Linked DNA regions of Homo sapiens: region 2 is linked to region 1. Evidence: read pairs that join two places in POLR2A ChIA-PET (ENCODE). Cell type or tissue: Panc1. All regions are shown on one strand.

Region 1 (8,000 bases):
GTTACTATCGAAGTGAACAGCAAATTGACAGTTTCTTCCAAGATCATCCTTTTCTTTTTTCTCACTTCTAACAAAATCTTTTCTTAGTCATGAAGGGCATGGCCTTCTTAAACAGCAACATGTTTAGCAAGAAAAATAAATTTTAGCTTGCTATTTTCCCTGCATCATTAGTTAGATCACAGCTCTAGTCCCCAAAATCCAACATAGTTTAGCTCCATTACTGACTACATGCCTTAGTAACGTGAGGTAATTCAAAAGTCAGATTTTTCTCAGAAGCAGAATTTGGGTTTTAAAAGCAATGAAATCGATAGTGCCTCCTTTCAATCAAAGGATGCTTACAACACTGGATTCTCATTCAGTTATTATTACTTAACTCAGTTTCCATTTTGCTCTCAATAGTCTCACAATTGTTATAAGAGAAAAACAACAGGGATTCTTAGAACCGTAACCAATTGACTCAATGCTGGATGTTATTTAGTAACTTTCATTTAACAAACACCCTGCACTTACCACAGTAGCTATATGTATTCTCACTGTCATTGACAATGCTTTAAATCCATTGCATTCCCAGAATAGTATTAATAACACATTTTCTACTATTTGCTACACTTATCTAATTTTCTTTCAGGTAATACAGACTGTCTTTTAGATTAATTGAATAGGCCGGTGAACTTCTTTATTATCACCAATCTGCTAAAATGAGAAAAGAAAGAAGAGAATAAAATATCTATTGTACACATCTTAATTATCAAGTGATTTCTAAACCGCTGATAGTAGACTGTTCCCAGCTTCACTCGTTTGCACTTTGGATCAGATTTGAGTCTCTTTTCTGAAGGCTTTGTTGGTTCTGCCTCTGGGTACACTATGACTCACCTTCCGTGGGAAGAGGTTTGTGCTCTGTTTAGGTGAAAACATTAAGACTCCTTAATTTCCTTAACAGAATAACAACATTACTACCTCTCTATTGAGAGCATGCAAATGTCTTTACAATGAACAATAAAACTCAAAAAAGCTGCCTTTCAGTCATTCTCCAGGGAGTTCCTATCAAAAATGGATTTCAGATTAATAATATTCAAGAGACATCATTAAAGTAATATTGATGTCAAATTCTTTTTTTTTTCTAGCAAGTTCTAATAAGCAATGCACTTGGACTACATTTGCTTAATTCCTTTCTGAACTGCTTCCATTTGCCAATACAGCAGCTGTCTCCTCCAAAGGCTGTTCTGCTGTGTTGGGTATCATCACTGTTTTAGGCACCACTGCCACTCTAGCAGATGCTACTCTCTCCTTCTGGGTATCACCAGCTCCTACTGGGTACCACACACTCTGTTGGGTACCACTGCAGATGCCACCATTGAAAAAAACTGATATTCCAAAATGATAACACCAAATGGGCATTCTGTTCTCTAGAATGCACTAGGTGCCAAAACACTTCACAGATCATCAGGAAAATGGTATTCTGATGAGTATCTCCCACTCATTTGTCAAACTTGCTCAGACATTTTTCAAATCCAGCAGAGGATTCCACATGGGTTCAAACGTGCCACACTGTTACTTTAAATGTAAGCTACTTCAATTCCTTTTTAGAAGCAGGAGAGCAATGTTATTATACACACATAAGTAAAAGCTTATATTTTTATCTACAGAAGAAATGCAGAAGAGGCTGTGCTCATAGCCAAAATAAACAGATTCTTATATGGTGTGATCTAATGGTATCAAAGTATAATTTACAGAAGCTCAAATAATTAATTCATATAGATATAAATGTTGCATATTTTTAAATGTTTAAGTTAATAAAGAGGAAACTAGTGGCCGGGCGTGGTTCCTCACGCCTGTAGTTCCAGCACTTTGGGAGGCTGAGGCAGGCGGATCGCGAGGTCAGGAGATCAAGACCATCGTGGCTAACACGGTGGGTGAAACCCCGTCTCTACTAAAAATACAAAAAATTAGCCATGCCTGGTGGCGAGTGCCTGTAGTTCCAGCTACTCGGGAGGCTGAGGCAGAAGAATGGAATGAACCTGGGAGGCGGAGTTTGCAGTGAGCCGAGATGGCACCACTGCACTCCAGCCTGGGTGACAGAGCAAGACTCCGTCTCAAAAAAAAAAAAAAAAAAAAAAACTAGTGAGATGATAAAGCTAGTTTCAAAAACATTTGAGAAACTGGATACTTACAAGCATTAAATAAAAACAAAAAAAAAAAAGAAGGAAGAAGGGAGAGAGTGAGGAAGGAAAGGAAGGAGGGAGGGAGGAAAGGCAGGTTAGAATAAGATTTCTGGGTTAAATTTTAAAAACTACTTAATGTCCTGTAGGGCAATGACAGCACAAAATTTGAGGTTATCTTTTCAACTGAATAGAAGTACACAAATTAACATATGTCTGGATGAAAACTAAATGGTGAATAACAAATTAAACATATACACCCTCCTAGAGAATTAAATAAATCATCCAGTAGTCTTGTTAAACAGCACCCAAGTGATATTGAAAGGACATGCCTTCCCCAACTTTTTACTTATTTTTAGATTTTAGATACTATTTTTTTAAGTCTCCCGTTTTGGTTGCAAATAATCTGCAAAAATATTCTTGATTAACTAAATAAGGCTAGTCTCATATTTTGGCCTGATTACTTACATATGTAGAACAAGAGGAGTTAATTACTTTTGTTAGCCTCCTTGAGTTTGCTCAGTAAATCTAGAGCTATTTGGCATTGAGCAACACTGAACCAGTGATTAGCTTCTGCCTGGAAATTTTTATAAAAACTCTTAGATTTGACTTATAAATGCTTCCAATTATTTATTCTTCTACCTAGGGATAGGAACCATAGCCCAAGAAACTTCCTCACCTGCTTTATTCATAAATGTAAGTGAATTTCTCTCCCTTCAATCTACTTAAAGTAAACTAAGGTCCCTGGTCTGCTAGGGAGTGATTTTTTTTTTTTTAATCAGCTGTGAAGCTGGAACCCTGTAAGAAAGACAGAGACCAACCTGGCTTTCCTGGGAGGATTTTGCAGGCATTAACTTCATATATCAAATCAATCCTTGTACCTTAGTGGTAGGCTTGTCATAGCTGATTAAATGAGCATTACTCTTTATACGACTGACACACCAACCATGGAGTTTGTTGCAAAATCAATTTGATGCAGGACAAGTGAGCCCCAAAGTGGGGCTTAGCCCATAACACTTCTTAGCTTTGCCCAAGAAAGAATTCAAGGGCAAGCCAGAGGCAGAAAAAAAAATAGCTCTATTGAAGTAGCAGTGTTACAGCTCCATGAGTGCTCCTGCAGAGCAAGGCTACCCCACAGGCAGAGAGCAGCAGCTCAGGGCAGTTTTGCAGTCATATTTATTCCTACTTTTAATTATATGTAGATTAAGGAGCAGCTTGTGCAGAAATTTCTAGGGAAGGGGGAGTAACTTTTGAGTCATCAAGTCATTGCCATGGAAAGAGGCAGTAACTCCCTGGTGTTGCCATGGCAATGGTAAACTGGCATGGCACACTGGTGGGTGTTGTTGGTGGAAAGCTGCTTCTACCTCTCCCTGTTTTAGCTAGTCCTGAATTTGGTCCAGTGTCTGAGCTCTGCCTCCAGAGTCAAGTCCTGTCTCCTGAGTCAAGTCTGGCCTCCTATCTCAGATTTGTCTATTTATATCTTGTTAAGTAAGAGAACAGATTTTTATTGAACCTATGCAAATAAATTTATTACCATGAAAAGTAATGAGGCCCAGTAAAAGTATTTTTTCAGAATTCTGAGGAATCAATGAGAATCAGATACCAATTAAAGTTTTGCTTTAGTTACAAAGGCACAGTCTACTAAATTGAGGATTCACAATAAATAAAGAGAAAAGCCCCCTTATATACCAATCAGAAAAAAGAGCATTAAAACAATATCCATGATATTTAAAAAAAAATCACAGGTAATTTTTCTTTATCAGTTCATTCACTTTTCCTTAAGTAATTATTATTTCTGCTAGAGTTTCAGTCAGCAATCTCTTTTAATAAAATCATTTCATTGGACTGAAAAGACTCAGTTTGCTATGGTCAGAAAGCTGTCTAAATTATTTCAGCTTTAAGCACTGAAGCTTGCACCCACATATTTTTTGTTGAAATATCAATAGTTAGGAATATCAGTTATGGTCCTTTTCGCAAGGTTCTGAGACCATCCCACTTTATTGAAGAAACAGACTGTAACTTGAAGTGTATAGCAGAGACTTCAGGCAAGCATCAGATAACTCAGAAACCGTCTGTTGATGAAACTGAAGGGCTGTCATGAATTTATTACAGTAATCAGTAACAAAATTGAAGAAAGTAAAGTGCTCAATTGGGGTGCAGTGCACAGCTATCCCATCAGGGCCTGATCAATGTTTCCCCTGAGGATAAGAACATCTCATCACAGATAGGATATAGACAGACACCAAGGCCCCCCAATTTATTCCTTAAAGTGTACAGTCTTTGGGACATTGATATTAGTAACATTTTATCTCTTTTTTATATATACTTTAAGTTTTAGGGTACCTGTGCACAACGTGCAGGTTAGTTACATATGTATACATGTGCCATGCTGGTGATTTTATCTCTAAAAAATCAACACACGGAAGGCCAATCTTCTCTTTGATTTACAAATCTCCCCATATAGCTCTTACAATAGTGTTAACTAATTTAAAAATATTGAATGTACCAAACATTGAATAGCTTCTCTCATTTCTCCTTTTTACAGGTAAAATAACAAATCCATGTGATTTTCTAGGAGTCTACTAGGAAATCTGAAAGATAATTTTAGTTTCAAAGGATATTTTAAAATTTTATTTTTCTAAATTTAGAAACTGGTCTTGGGAAGGCAAAATCAAAAATGATTGTGAGAGGATATTTGGTTACATGGTTGCAACAGAAGGATGGGTGCCTGATGATAAATGGTTGTAGCATAGCTATCTGATTAACTTGACACTATTTTGGGACAAATTTGCTCTCTTTTTTCATTGATTAGCAAAAACAAACCTCATTGCTTTGCATACACAGTTGAATGTCTTTACTATCTTTATTTCTTGAACAACCTCATCCAGTAAACATACTGTACATATATGTGTGTGTGTGTGTGTGTATGTATATATATACCTATACATACATTGTATTAGTCTGTTCTGGCACTGCTGTAAAGAACTACCTGAGACTGGATAATTTATAAAGAAAGGAGGTTTAATTGGCTCACAGTTGCACAGGCTGTACAGGAGGTATGGCTGGGGAAGCCTCAGGAAACTTACAATCATGGTAGAAGGTGAAGGGGAAATAGCACGTCTTAACATGGCCAAAGCAGGAAGAAGAGAGAGAGGTTGGAGGTGCCACATGCTTTTAAACAATCTGATCTCATGAGAACTTTATCACGAGAATGACACCAAAGGGGGAAATCCATCCCTATGATCCAATCACCTCCCACCAGGCCCCACCTACAACATTGGGGATTACAATTCAACATGAGACTTGGGCTGGGGCACAAATCCAAACTGTATCATTCATACACACATACACACATATACATACATATATTTTTTTCCTTCCTTTTTTTTATATGTGATTTTATATACACAGATGGTCACTGACTTATGATAGTACAACTTATGAATTTTCAACTCTGTGATGATGCAAAGGTGATATGCATTCAGTAGAAACCATATTTCAAATTTTGAATTTTGATCTTTTCCCAGGCTAGCGATATGCGGTAGGATACTCTCTCACTGAGCCACAGCTCCCAATCAGCCACGTGATCAAGAGGGTAGACAAACGACACCCTACAGTGTACTGTGTTGACAGATGATTTTGCCCAACCATAGGCTAATGTAAGTGTTCTGAGCATGTTGAAAATATGCCAGGCTAAGCTATGATGTTTGGTAGGTTAGGTGTGTTACAATTAGTTTGAATGTACCAAACTAATTGAATGGTGTCTCTCATTTCTCCTTTTTACAGGTGAAATCACAAGTACGTGGGATTTTCTAGGAGTCTCCATAGAAATTCTATATAGAAAGACATAAGAAAATCACAGACAAATGTCACCAGGCTTTGCTCAGCAGGTGTATAAGGAAAGCCACTGCCCTGAGTGCTTAAGAGATGACAACGGCAAGTGAAGCTCTCAGGTTAGAAATTTTGGTAAAGTGACAATTTGTGGATTCTAATTAAAATCGGATCAGTAATAGTGATGAGAAGGGAAATAACATTATTTATTACCTATTATTTAGCTACTAGCTATTTCAAGTTAGATAATTTCAACTTAATGATAGGTTTATCAGGATGTAACCCCATCATAAGTTTAGGAGCATCTGTATATATATATCCAATATTTTAATTAAATATGGATCCTGATTATCATCTCAAATTGATCCATCACATAATTAGTACAGATATAATTATAATGATATAAAAATGTTACTATTGGTATAAAAAGTTTGACAAAAATTAAAAAGGATATAAAATAATTTTATAAAGTAGAAAAAATTAAATAGGGAAAAATGTATGTTAGAATTATGTATCCTTGTGTAGGCTGGTTAATGCCCTGATATGATACTAAAAGATATGCTGCTGATAGTTTTTATTCATAAGAGATACATATAAAAAAACCCCTACCCCATGCTCAGATTTCCTGATGTCCTATTGACCATGCAAATAGTTAACCCTACCAATAGTTAATAAGTGTATACTGGATGCAAATCACTGGCCCATGGATAGAGAAGGAGCAATGTGGGGACAATGGAAAGAATGTATATTTCTATACAAATGTTGAATTCACAAGACTGAATCCTTAATTTATGTGAGTCCCAGGATGGCCATGAGGGAGATCACGTGATATTCCCTCACAGAGAGAGAGTACCCAGGAGGGGAGACATAAGAAAATCACAGACAAACGTCATTGTCCTTTGCTCAGTAGGTGTATAAGGAGAGCCACTGCTCCTAGTGCTTAGGCAATGATAATGGGAAGTGAAGCTTTTGGGCTAGAAATCTTGTTAAGGTGATAATTTGTGGATTCTGAATAAAAATTGGATCAGTAATAGTGATGAGAAGGGAAATAACATTATTTATTGCCTATTGTTTAGCAACTAGATATCCTCTGGTAGCAACTTAGGGAGGTGCATCTCCTTTACCCCTATTTCTGTAGTGACTGTGAAAGAGAGATCAACGCTGGTCACATGGGGTATGAGATCTAGTGTGCGAAGCTGACATATAATGGAAAGAAGCAAGTTACCATCCAGTTTTCCGTGTCCATTTGGGAAGGACTAAAGCATCAATACCTCAGGTAACATAAACTGCGTTTGAAGAGTGAAGGCTCAGAGGAGTTTTCTTGGCCTCTAGATAGTTGACCCATGTAATGATTGATATCTTAATAAAACCATTAATAATAGCTGATATTTATTAAACACATACTGTGTGCTAGACATGGTGCTCAGAATTTTACGTTCATTTTTTAAGTATTCACATAATCTTTTAAAGTAAGCACTTTATCGGTTGGGCGCAGTGGCTCATGCCTGTCATCCCAGCACGTTGGGAGGCCGAGGCGGGCCGGTCACGAGGTCAGGAGCTCGAGACAAGCCTGGCCAACATTAAAATGAAACCCCGTCTCTACTAAAAATATAAAAAATTAGCCAGGCATGGTGGCAGGCGCCTGTAATTCCAACTATTCTGGAGGCTCAGGGAGGAGAATTGCTTAAACCTGGGAGGCAGAGGTTGCAGTGAGCTGAGATCACACCACTGCAATCCAGCCTGGGCGACAAGAGTGAAACTCCATCTAAAAAAAAAAAGTGAGCATTTTATTACCAATTTTAGAGTATATCAAGGCTTAGGTAATTTTTCCTGGTCACATAGTTCAGTAACCAGAATGATGAAAATTAAATTCCAGATCTGTTTGACTCTAAAGTTCATGCTCTGTATGTTGCATTTATTGTGGTTCTGTTTCGAAAACTTCTGCAAATAACTCTAGTTATTATTTTTCCTCTATTTCAGATGTTCCCAGGAAGGAAAATAAGGAATTGG
Region 2 (8,000 bases), 74 kb before region 1:
ATGAGGAAAGAATTGACACCTTATAAAAGTTTGTAACATCTTGAGATTTAAATAACATTTTTTCCCAAATGACTTAAAAATAGTTTACTAAATCTTTCTATAAATTAAATGGCTGAACTCCCCCAAATCAGTATTTAATATACTTTCAAAATCTTAGTTTTAATTTATTTCATTTAGCTTATTTAAGAAAAAAAGCGGAACCTCTGCAAAATATGGATTTAGGATGTCACATTTCTAATAGAAATTGCAGAAGCTCAAATGGCCAACTCTTTGAAAGAGCTCTTGAGGACCTGCTAAGGTATTAATGATAGTTGATCACATCAAATTCAAGAGTAAAAAGTTCATTTAGACATCAGAAAACCTTCTGGTGGGAAGATACTTGAAAAGACATCAATAGCAGGTCACTGGCTGAAAAGCAGAGGAAGGTGGCATGGCATCAGGAGACCATGGCAAAAATTAAACAATATACAGTTGATTAGCAACAGAAATAGTCCACAATGGGCTACAGGAGACCTCCCAGAAACAGAGTGGAAAATCGAAGTGGGAACTTTATGGGCAGAAAGTGTGTAAACATCCAGGAATGCAGACAGTTGAGTTAAAGAGGTTGGACTTAGGTAACTAGAGCTGAACTCCAGTATTGGTAAGGGGGATTATTTGACCTCAGTTCTCAAGGTACTTTAGAATTTAGATTATTAAAAGTCAGGGGTCTAGTTTCTGATGTTTGAAGAGAAAGTCATGATAATGAAGTGGTTACACGAGTTTCAGGTTGAAACAGATGTGAAGTCAGCACTCTGGGCTTCTTAAATTCTGCCCAACAGTAAACAAAATTGATCCTATTCCTAGGGCAAAGCACATCTTTTTGTGAAAGCAGAGCAGACCCACCCCTGGGAGTTAGTTGTAAGAATATAGAGAAGGCCATTTCAAAATCTAGGGAGAATGTATGTGGCTTGCAAGGGTGCTGGAGAGGATGGCTCATCTGTGACAGCCCAGCTGGGACCTTGGGAATCACCCTGGAGGTGGTCTTCTCTCTCAGCCTATCTGATCGGCCACACCCCATATCAAGTCAATCACCAACTTTTGTCGATTGTAACTCAATAGTATCACTTACACACATCCAATTAACTTATTCCTGCTGTATTCATCCTAATTGAGGCTGACATAATCTCCCGTGTTGATTTACTACATTGACCTCCTAACTGGTTTGCCTTCTCACATCCATTGTAAGCAAAGAAATATGTCTGACCATGATCTATGTTTTTCTGGCTCTAGTCTTTTCATGCTATTTAGAAATCTAGCTTACTATTAATGTTTTCCCTGGACAGTTCTGGGAGTTTCAGGGATGTTTTACAACAGCTCAGGAATAAGTCTAGTTGGCTTCTGGTTCTGCTGCACGCAGAAGGGACCATGCCTTTCTTCTGCTCTAGCTGTCTCCTCCCAATACCACCAAGTCTTTGGGACATTACAGGGTCCTGCTGTGTATGGCTATATCTACTGGAATCCAAAGACCACCACCAGGTCACTGCTTACTCCAGTTTCCTTAACTATCTGCAGATACCCTGGAGGCCTCAAGGCATGGTTATCTATACTGAGGGGGATGTTACAACTTGTGCAAGGGTCAGAGAAAAATGCATTTAATAATGTATAATAGTGTTTTTATTCTTTTGCAGTGTTTGCAGACAAAACTTGAAGGTCCAATTCTAAGTTTCTGTCTTACCATTTATGGCCACCACTCAAAATCCCCATCCAGCACCCCAGAGAAAAAAGAAAAGAAAGCACTCAACAAAGTATACTGGCTGACCTGCTCTTTTTCTGAATATCTAGGTCAAAGTAACCACCAAGGCATGGCTGCTAGACAAAATGGAACCCACAAGCCAGTCAAGGGTGGGTGGAGAGACACCTGGACAGTGGTCATTCTCTGAGACTTTTCAGTGCCCCACTTGTTTTAATTTGTGGTGTGTGTGTGTGTGTGTGTGTGTGTGTGTGTGTGTGTGGCAGGGTGATAATTGGAGAAGAAAGTTCTGATTTTACAGTGCTGGCAAGAGAATTTGGAATAGGCACCTGGAGTCTTACTTCTTTATAAATTATTTTTTTCTTTTTTTTTTTTTTGAGATGGATTCTCACTCTGTTGCCCAGACTGGAGTGCAGTGGTGCAATCTTGGCTCACTGCAACCTCCGCCTCCCGAGGTCAAGCGATTCTTCTACCTCAGCCCCCTGGGTAGCTGGGATTACAGGCACATGCCACCATGCCTGGCTAATTTTTGTATTTTTAGTAGAGTCCGGGTTTCACCATGCTGGCCAGGCTGATCTGGAACTGCTGACCTTGTGATCTGTCCTTCTCTGCTTCCCAAAGTGCTGGGATTACAGGCGTGAGCCACCGTGCCCAACGTTATAAATTCTTTTCTTACTAGGGGTAGACAAAAGTAAAATAACCTGATCTGGTGGGGGGTGCATAGGTGGGACCTAAGAAGTGGATTCTAGGCAGCTGGGAAGTGACCTCTTACGGCTTCCCAAATCTTGCTCAGTAAGTCTGTACTTCAAAAAATAAAAAATAAAAAACACCTCAAGTATATTTCAAGCAATAAAGAAATTAAAGATACTTTTTGTTTGTTTTTAAAACTTGTGAGTAACCTGGGAGTTAAGTAGGAAGGCATCAATTACTTAGCAGACCTCAAGCCCTTAGAGACCTCAAGTTGAAAATTTAAAAACTCTGTCTTTTAACCCAGATTATCTTGGTTACTTCCGTTGGGCATATTTTAGCGTACTTCCTTTTGGTTATACTCTGTTGTTTAGTGGAGTTTCATTTGAACATTCAACCTGGTCACAGCTAAGGAATATTAAGGAAGAATGATGTATCCACACCTAGGACAGGTTGGTAAAGGAAGATCAATGACCTCACCCCTTCAAAGCTACATCCCTTAGGAGAAGACAGATCATTAGAGAAAAAAAGCAGGACAACAAGGGCCAGTTTCAGCCTCTACAGGAAGCCACTCCTTCTAGAGCATCTATTTATTTCATTAGAGAAGTTTGCAATTGAGCCTACAGATTTGAAGTTCTTTGGGAAAGAGCAGCAGAAGGGCTGGGTTCCCTGAAGGGTCTCCGAAGTACCTTATACATTCCCAGGGCTTTTCCTGGAATTAGCTGGCTGTTATTTGAGCTCAGCAAGCAGTTCCTTCAGTTGAAATCAAAGGCTGACTCAATCCAGCTCCTCGGATAGAGTAAGAGACAAAAAATGAAAAGAGATGACCCAAGAGACTACAACTACTTCCTGCCTAAGCTGTTGATTGATTGTGAGTCTTGGGAAGAGCTTGTGATTTTGTAATCGTTAGCAAAATGTTTGATAAGTAGTTTCCAGCAACTTCAGGAATAGGCTGATGTTTAGGCCCTGAGAAAAATGTCTCCTGCAACCTCAGAGATTGCAGGGAAGTTCAGTGACAGGAAACATTTTTATCTGTCTCCTAACAACCAACATCACCTAATGAAATCTGAGTTGCCTTCAATTTCTGTCTGGTGCATCCACATCCATTTGGTTCCCTGTCTCAACCTCATTCACATGCTGCCATCTACTTGCTTTCTCAGTGGGTTGAATTCTGCCTCATTACTTTACTTTGAGCACACTACCAATGAGGTTATAAAGTTTGGAGGAAAAAAAGTACATGAGCAACCCAAGTGAGTCTGCCCATACTAACTCCCCTAAAACAGAATCAATAAATCTTTTCAAAGGCCATATCATATATTTGCTTTCTTTTGAAAATATTTTTCTGTGTTTAAAGTATTTTCACACCCTCATTTTAACTATTGCCGAACTACACTCCAGAGCCATTTTTCCTCTCCTGAATCTTGACTTTTCTCTTTTTACTGCAATGTCCACATTATCACACAAATAGACTTATTACTTCCACCTTAAAAGAATATTGTGACTCCACTTCTTTTTAGTCTTTGGGCCCCTTTTTCTGTGTTCATTTACAATAATCTTTTCACTCTCTGTTGATCCAATACAATTTTCCTTTCACCTTGATTACACCAAGGTTATGAATGACCTCTGTGCTGTTAAATCCAGTGGCAATTTCTCAGCCCTCATCTTACCTGACCTATCAACAGCATTTGATACTAAGGATCACTCAGTTCTTAAACCACGTTTTTTTTTGTTTTTGTTTTTGTTTTTGTTTTTGTTTTTTTTCCTGTGGCTTTCAGGCCATAATTCATTCAAGTTTTCTTCTTCCTAATTGGTCACTCCTTTATCATTATTGCAGCTTCTTTCTCATGTCCCAGAACCCTAAATATTGGAGTGAGTCAGGACTCAGGCCTGTGTCCCTCTATATTTAAACTCACCTCCTGGGTTCATCTAGTCTCATGACTTTTAATACCGTTTATATATGTTGATGCCTAAGTCTCTCTCTTTCCAGCACCTATCTCTCCCCGATTCTTCATTTGTATATCCAGCTGCTTACTGGATATCATGAGATGTCTAATGGGCATTTCATGCTTATGTCCAAAAGCAAATTTCTGTTTTTAAGTAACCCCAATTATTTCTCCAACATCATGCCCCATGAGGAAATCCCATCTTTCCAGACACTCAGACCAAAATCCATCCAAAAATTATTTGGCTCTACTTTTCAAAATATTCCCAGAATCTGGTCTGTCTCAACACCTGTACTGCTACTACACTGCCCAAGCTGTATTTGTCTCCTCCTAACACTATTGCAATGGCCTCCTAACTTTTTAAACTTCATCCATGTTCCTTTTCTGTACAATACTGTACAATATCTTTTAAAATTAAAATATAATTCACATACCATACAATTTACCATTTTAAAATATAAAATCAGCAGTTTTTAGCATATTCACAAACTTGTGCAAAAATTGCCACTAATCCCATTTTTTTGACTCCAAAAAGAAACCCCATCCCGGTCACTTTCCACACTCCCACCACCAGCCCCTGGAAAAATACTAACTGCCACTAATCTGAATATTTTAGATGAAAGGAATCATACTACTCTGCCTTTTATGTCTTTTTTTTTTTTTTTTTTTTTTTTGAGACGGAGTTTTGTTCTTGTTGCCCAGGCTGGAGTGCAATGGCGTGATCTCAGCTCACTGCAACCTCCGTGCCCCAGGTTCAAGTGATTCTCCTGCCTCAGCCTCCCGAGTAGCTGGGATCACAGGCACGCACCAATACGTCTGGCTAATTTTTGTATTTTTGGTAGAGACAGGGTTTCACCATGTTGGCCAGGCTGGTCTCGAACTCCTGACCTCAGGTGATCCACTCACCTTGGCCTCCCAGTTATGTCTTTTTTTTACACTTACCATATTTTCAACGTTCATTCATGTTGTAGCATAAATAAGTACTTTATTCCTTCTTCTGGTTGAATACTATTCTATTGCCTAGGCATACCACATTTTGTTTATCTAAGCAGCAGTTAATGGGCATTTAGGTTGTTTTCATCTCTTGGCTATTACAAATAGTGCAGCTATAATTCACATACACATTTTTGCATAAAAATATGTTTTCAATTCTTTGGGGTATATACCTAGGAGAGGAATTTCTGGATCATATGGTAACTTTATGTTTACCTTTTTAAGGAACTATCAAACTGTTTTCTAAAGTGGCTGCACTATTTTACATTCCCACTGGCAATGTGTGAGCTTACTATAAATTCTTAACACAGTGACCAGAGCTGTGGTATCCAAAACGGTGGCCGCTAGCAACATATGGCTGTTAAACACTTGAAATGGGTATCATCCAAATAGAGATGTCTGTAAGTATAAAATAGACACTTGGTTTCCAAGACTGAGTGTGAAAAAAGAATATAAAATATCTCAGTAATTACAGTTTATATTAATTACACACTGAAAATAATATATTTTGATAGGTTAAGCAAAATATGTTAAATAAATTTTAACTGAATTTGGCTAATTCAGCACATATTAAAAGGATTATACATCATGACCAAGTAGAATTTATTCCTGGAATGCTAGGATGATTCAAAATATAAAAATCAGTATAATATACCATATTAACAGAATGAAGACAAAACAAACACACAGTCATATCAATTGATGCAGAAAAATCATTTGACAAAATTCAACATTCTTTTATAATAAAAAAAAACTCAACAAACTGGAAATAAAAGGAAATTGCCTCAACATAGTAAAAGCCATATATGAAAAACATACAGTGAACATTATATGCAATGGCAAAAGACTGAAAACTATTCCTCTAAAATCAGGAACAAGACAAGGGTGCCCACTTTCACACTTCTATTCAATATAGTACTAGAAGTTCTAGCCAGAACAATTAGGCCAAAAAAAAAAAAAAAAAGGAATCTGAGTTGTAAAGAAAGAAGTAAAATTATCTCTGTCTGCAGATACATTACCTTATAGGTAGAAAATCGTAAAGAGTTCATAAAAATAAACTTAGAACTAAAAAGTCATTTTAGCAGTGTAGAAAGATATGAAGTCAACATACAAAATGTCTTTCATTTTCACACTCTAATAATGAATAATCTGAAAAGGAAATGACAAAAACAAGTCAATTTACTATAGCACCAAAAAGAATAAAATGCTTAGGAAACAAGTTAACCAAGGACATGAAAGGCTTGTACAATGAACACTATAAAACATTACCGAAAAATATTAGAACAGAAACACATCTTAACTTTATGGATTGGAAGACTTAATATTGTTAAAATTTCAGTGCTACCCAAAGTGATCTACAAATTCAGTGCAATCCCTATCCAAATCTCAATGATTTTTTGCAGAAATGGGAAAACCCATCATAAAATTCACATAGAATCTCAGGGGACCACGAGTAGCCACAGTCTTGCGGAAAAAAATAATAAAAGAATAAAACTGTAGAACTTACACTTCCTCATTTCAAAACTTACCACAAAGCTACAGTAATCAAAACAGTGTGGTACTGGCATAAAGACAGACGTGAACTAACGGAATAGAAGAGAACCCACAAATAAACCCTTGAATTATGGTCAAATAATTTTTGACAAGGATGCCAAGGCCATTCAATGGGGAAAGGACAGTCTTTTCAACAAATGGTGCTAAGAAAATTGGATATTCAGAATAAAATTGGGTACCTTACATAACATCACATACAAAAATAAACTCAAAATGGACCACAGACGTAAGGGTAAGACCAAAAACGATAAACTTTTAGAAGAAAATATTGGGCAAAAGCCTCATGACATTGGAATTGGCAATGATTTCTTCGATATGATTCCAAATTCACTCCATAATGTGAATTTCATCCTACAAACTAAATGCATGACTCCACACATTCATGTACTACTCCAGGGATATCAGAAAACCTTCCCAACATCATTCACATAACAAGCACATTTGTAACTAAAAATTTTCATTAACCTTTTCAACAAAGATTTTTATATTCCTGTTTTTATATTCCTGTTTTTATATTTCTAGTTTTACTATGAGCTAGAACACAAAATTCAACCCAAGGAGTGCAAATCAAATTGAAAAGGGAAAAATTGTAATTCAGGAAAGGGGAATCAAGACTTGAAGAATTGACTGAATTATTAATATTTTCTCTTATTGTTCATTGACCCTAGTCAAGTTGACAATACTTACTGTGTTTATGGAGTTTTATTGTTCCTAGGGTTTCGGGAACTGAAAATGCATGTTATCTTAGAAATGATCTCACAAATACTGGCTGGATTCCCAGGCAGTGCACCAAAGCTCATTTAACTCATAATGTAAGTAATCATGAATGAGAGAAACTAATGCTGGAGAATAAATGTGTCTTTTAAATACAATACATATTTAAACATCTCTACAATCTAAAAATCCTTAAATGTAAATATAAAATACTGATAATCAAAAATTTTAAAAAATAAAATTGATGACAATGGTTGAGTATGGCTGTAGATAAGTGTGAGGGAGATTCTGTTTGGAACTTTGACCACTTCCAAGAACCCTAGGGGCTGAAGGATGCCATTTCTTTCCTGTGCCAGATTTTGCCTCAAACTCAGAGGTTT

The links. Peaks named below come from ENCODE experiments on the same cell type or tissue, not always from the same donor. Only the 100,000 strongest peaks of a DNase experiment are listed, where the experiment ranks them.
Region 2: POLR2A ChIA-PET joins it to region 1 with 5 read pairs; 2 of 35 experiments call an interaction of 5 or more read pairs at or near these places.

The regions. Positions count from the first base shown.
Region 1 is chr5:57,982,444-57,990,443 of GRCh38, reverse strand. No RefSeq gene overlaps it. Among named protein-coding and RNA genes, the nearest start is that of LINC02225, 87 kb to the right of the region's middle. In Panc1, no CTCF peak of the experiment used is centred here; no DNase peak of the experiment used is centred here; H3K27ac peaks cover 2,220 bases.
Region 2 is chr5:58,056,410-58,064,409 of GRCh38, reverse strand. No RefSeq gene overlaps it. Among named protein-coding and RNA genes, the nearest start is that of LINC02101, 62 kb to the left of the region's middle. In Panc1, CTCF peaks have their summits at 3,375 and 3,574; no DNase peak of the experiment used is centred here; H3K27ac peaks cover 2,422 bases.